2 separate regions of the Homo sapiens genome follow, and region 1 is linked to region 2. A link is an interaction called in ENCODE POLR2A ChIA-PET data of the cell type or tissue named here. Cell type or tissue: OCI-LY7. All regions are shown on one strand. Region 1 has its middle 17 kb from the start of DMRT3. Region 2 overlaps DOCK8 (dedicator of cytokinesis 8).

The links. Peaks named below come from ENCODE experiments on the same cell type or tissue, not always from the same donor. Only the 100,000 strongest peaks of a DNase experiment are listed, where the experiment ranks them.
Region 1: POLR2A ChIA-PET joins it to region 2 with 12 read pairs; 3 of 35 experiments call an interaction of 5 or more read pairs at or near these places.

The regions. Positions count from the first base shown.
Region 1 is chr9:992,761-995,260 of GRCh38, reverse strand. No RefSeq gene overlaps it. Among named protein-coding and RNA genes, the nearest start is that of DMRT3, 17 kb to the right of the region's middle. In OCI-LY7, no CTCF peak of the experiment used is centred here; a DNase peak (open chromatin) is centred at 1,050.
Region 2 is chr9:395,567-398,066 of GRCh38, reverse strand. It overlaps DOCK8 (dedicator of cytokinesis 8), which reads right to left. Exons shown (of 48, transcript NM_203447.4): 25 at 1,133-1,282. Among named protein-coding and RNA genes, the nearest start is that of DOCK8-AS2, 73 kb to the left of the region's middle. In OCI-LY7, no CTCF peak of the experiment used is centred here; no DNase peak of the experiment used is centred here.

The DNA.
Region 1 (2,500 bases), 600 kb before region 2:
GGGAGTTGAGTCCCTAAAGAGCAAGTGTGGTAATACAGGACTGCTACACCTCACACCTCCTTCTCTAGTCCTGTTTCTTTTTATACATTTGAAATGTTCTTCGGCTCTTAGGAGCCTGTTGACCAACTTAACAGCCTGGACCAGTGGTCCAGAATCACTGCCCCTTTTCTCTGGTGCCTGATGCCTCCCCAGGTTGCCCTACCGTTAATTTCAACCATATCCATGTACCTAACAAATGTCTTGCTTCTCAATTCATCTATAAAATTACTTCCTCCCACCCCCATCATCAAGAATGTTGCTATTTCTTAAAGCTCAAATCTCGAGGGCAAAACCTATTCCCAGATGTCACTAGTAAACTGAAAATCATGGGACAGCCGGAAGGATCAGCAGTGCCAAAAATTCTGGCCCTCCCCTTGGGGGAAAGAATAGCACATTTAAGCTCTTATCAGGTCCTTCACCAACCAAATTTCCAGAAACAAGCAAGTCTGATCCCAAATGTATACTCAACCTAATAATTGACATTGATGCCAACATTGTTTGAACTAGATCTAGGGTATGTACTAGGACTGTTTACATGTTGATGTTTACCCTTGCCCTAGAAAAGTAGGTGGGAATGGGGGAGAAAGGACTTAATATCTCAGCATAAAAGTTTATGGCCTTCAGCCCTTTTACGTGGTGTAGATCTAAAAAGAAAACCCAAGGATGTGATGAAGAGGAAGTTCATTCTCACATCTTAGTGAGTGTACAAATTACCTGGAGAGGACAATAAAAATGTACTGCTTAGGCTACCAGGGATTCTGACTCAACAACTCAGGCCCAGGAATCTACCCTAGAAATTAAGCATCTGGGTACATGGACCACACTTTGACACAAATGCTCTAGAACACAACGAACCAACCCACACTCTCAGCATCTTAGACAAAGCATTTACACCAACACTAGGAGTTGGCAGATCCACCAGAAGGGAGGAGAGGCATTGTGGTTTAATGTGGATTAACTTCCTCTAAGACCGGATTGACACAAGTCAAACATCAGTTGATGGAAACTGAAAGTGTACAGCCTAGCCCGGCCCCCAGATGTTGCCTGTGTGACAGAAGGAATTAAAACAGAAGTTGGTTTTTCTCTTCTTCCAGATGTTCAGTTTCATGTGAAAGAATAACTGAGTACCTGTGGGCAGATGAGTATTCATTTCCCTTGAATTCTACGTGCTGCAACAGGATGGTCTCTGAGAGCTGAGTTAGAATCCAAGAGGTTTGCCTCTTTAACCAGAGGGGGCTCATAAATTGGGACTCGGAGTAAAACTGAATGCTGGGAGGACAGAGGATCTTAACACCCAGTTTCTCATTTCTGACCCCTGACCACACTTACCCCACTGAAGCAAACATTTCTTTCTTCAGAATTTTTTTTTTTTTTTTTTTTTTTTTTTAGAAGAAGTCTCATTCTGTTGCCCAGACTGGAGTGCAGTGGCGCAACCTCGGCTCACTGCAACCTCCACCTCCCGGATTCAAGCGATTTTCCTGCCTCAGCCTCCTGAGTAGCTGGGCCTACAGGCACCCTCCACCATGCCTGGCTAATTTTTGTACTTTTAGTAGAGACGGGGTTTCACCATGTTGGCCAAGCTGGTCTCAAACTCCTGATCTCAGGTGATCCACCTACCTCGGCCTCCCAAAATGCTGGGATTACAGGCATGAGCCACCACACCAAGCCTCTTTTTTCAGATTATATTGAGGATCAAACATACCTGCACTAGCCCACAAATAAATTGCTTTACAGATAATTCCATTTTGCTGGCCATCATAGAGAGGCCAATGATAATTATTTATAGGCAAAATCAAGCTGTAAGGATGCCGTTATCAGTGAGGTTTTGTTCAATTTGGGTGGTTCAACCTGAAGATGTAATATCTGAGGACAGGCTTTTTAGCATCTTGGCTTAGGTGCTGTGGTACATTATCATTATTGCTTGTTAAATGTGGGTAAACTTTTGCAATGAAGATGCCTTTAAAATACATTTGTCCTAGATAGGTCCAGACATCAGCACTTCATTGCCACATAAAATGTCCTGGACATGTCTTTAGAATCAGGGGGCAAACTGCTCTCCCTTCTACTCCCTTTCTTCCTTATATAAACATTAATGTTTAAATATAACCCTAACAAGAAGCCATATTTCCCTTTTTTTTTTTTTTTTTTTGAGACAAGGTCTGGCTCTATGGCCCAGGCTAGAGTACAGTGGTACAATCTCTGTCCACTGCAACTTTTGCTTCCCCAGCTCAAGCCATCCTCCCACCTCAGCCTCCCAAGTAGCTGGGACTACAGGTACATGCCACCACACCTGGCTAATTTTTGTATTTTTTGTAGAGACAAAAATACAAAAGCTGGTCTCAAACTCATGAGTTCAAGCGATCTGCCTGCCTCGGCCTCCCAAAGTGCTGGGATTATAAGCATGAGCCACCATGCCTGGCCCGTATTTAAACACTCTAGTATGTAACTATGTCAATTAAAT
Region 2 (2,500 bases):
GAGCACTTGGTACTATGCACATTCTCAATAACGACAAAGCGATTAATAATAAACATTGCTTCCTAAGATTTTTGTAGCTGCCTTTTAAACATTTGATTTATTCCATTTTATATATGTTTTAGCTTTTATTCTGAAACAATTTTAAACTTACAGAAAAGGTGCAAGAATAGTACAAAGAACTACTGTATACCCTTTAACGAAGCTTATCAATACTTGACATTTTGCTACATTTGTTTTATCATTCTATGAACATAAAAACATTTTTTTCTGAACCATTTGAGAATGGGTTGCAAATATCATGCCCATTTACCCCATAACACTTCAAGGTGTATTTCCTAAGAGCAAAAATATTATCTTTCATATCTACATTTTTCTTTTAGATGGAGTCTCACTCTGTCACCCAGGCTGGAGTGCTGTGGTACCATCTCGGCTCACTGCAACCTCCGCCTCCTGGGCTCAAGCGATTCTTCCACCTCAGCCTCCCGAGAAGCTGGGATTACAGGTACGTGCCACTACACCCGGCTAATTTTCCATATTTTTAGTAGAGACGGGGTTTCAACATGTTGGCCAGGCTGGTCTCGAATGCCTGACCTCAAGTGATCTGACCACCCTTGCCTCCCAAAGTGCTGGGATTACAGGTGTGAGCCACTGCACCCAGCCTGATATGATCATTTAAACCACAGTCCATATTGCAATTTCTTTTTTTTTTTTTTTTTGAGACAGAGTCTCACTCTGTCACCCAGGCTGGAGTGCTGTGGCACCATCTCGGCTCACTGCAACCTCTGTCTCCCAGGTTCAAGCAGTTCTCTTGCTTCTGCCTCCCAGTTGCTGGGATTACAGATATGCACAACCATGCTCAGCTAATTTTTATATTTTTAGTAGAGACAGGGTCTCACCATGTCACCATGTTGGCCAGGCAGGTCTCGAACCCCTGGCCTCATGTGTGTAATTTGTTTATAACAATTTTCCAGCCCCACATCAGGGTCCAGTCCAGTATAACATACTGCGTTTAACTGTCATTACAGTTATATTTTAATTATTGTTTTAAAATGATGCTTATTTTTCTCTGATTATGAAAGTAATATATGTTCCAGGTAAACAATTTAGAAAATAAAGAGTAAAATACAGTTACCTTCTGTGGTTTTACTAAAAGGGCTGCAATTTCCGAGGTGACCACATTAACAATAGTAGTTATGTCATCCATGAAACGGTCAGAAAAACGAGTCCTCCGAAAACTGTCCCGTTTGTCCATGTTATGTACGTGCTGGGCCATGCTTTTCACCTGCGGAGGGGGATGGAGGAAATGTCAACATGGAGATTGGTGACCTGCTTGTACAATGCAGAAAAGGGGGAAAGACTCACAGAAATGCTCTCTAACAATGGATTTTCTGACACTTTATCTGTGCTGGTGGTGCCCGAGCAAGCTCTGGACTAAAATGCTGCAGACACACCAATGGTTACCATGGTGGCGGGAGGTGGGAAGGGTGTCCTCTTTTTGACCCCAAGTCAGAGGCTCCCTTCTTGCTGCTGACAAAGCCAGGAGCTTAATTCTTTAGCTACAGTGTTCTCAACTGCCTACATCCTGGAAGGCAGACCTGAGCTGGGCTCCTGTAACCAGCTAGGTGTCCTCTATCATAGGACAGAACACATGACTCAGAAAGGAACAGTTTATCACAAGGTTCTTGATGCGAACTAAAGTCTTTTCTGTTCCTGAAACTACAGTAAGGAGAACGTGGGAGAAATGTTCCTCCTATCTTGAGTTTCAGTGTTTCTCGAGGGAGCACAGTTTTTCCAGAAACAGTTCTATAGTTTCCAGCAGTTATCTTCTGCTCCTATAAATTTTAGCTATATTATATATTGAGCAGGAAATGTTGGCCAGCTGGAAACAGAACCACTATTTAGAACATTGCCTCCAGGGAAAACATTACCTCTAGGGGAAATTTTGAGTTCCATAAGTCTAATTTTTAGTTACATAATGCAGACAGTCACCAAATGACACAAAAATATCTATATACAGATTATCTATCTATATCTAGTATCTCTATATAGATATCTTTGTGTCAATACAAGTCACCAATTGACACAAACTGGTGTATACTGTGGTTACATATATAATGCAAACAATTCGTCAACTGACAGAAAGATATTTATATACAGATATATCTATATGGATATACATACATATACATATCGTATCTATATATAGATATCCTTGTGTCAATTGGTGACTGTCTGCATTATGACTAGAATAATACTATCTCAATGCCTACCACAATTTTAAATCAAGATCATGCTTATTTTTTGGACATCTTCTTGGGGCCAGGAGATTCACAGGTCAATATGGGCCCCCTTGTCACCATCTGAGGGTGAGTCTTATCCTTGTTGGAAGTTGCTTACACTATTAGGAACATGGGGAAGACTAGAAGGTCTTGTGGTTGGGTCCCTACACTCTGAAAACGTTTTCATGTATGCGTCTAGATTAGTCAGACAGCCACTGCAA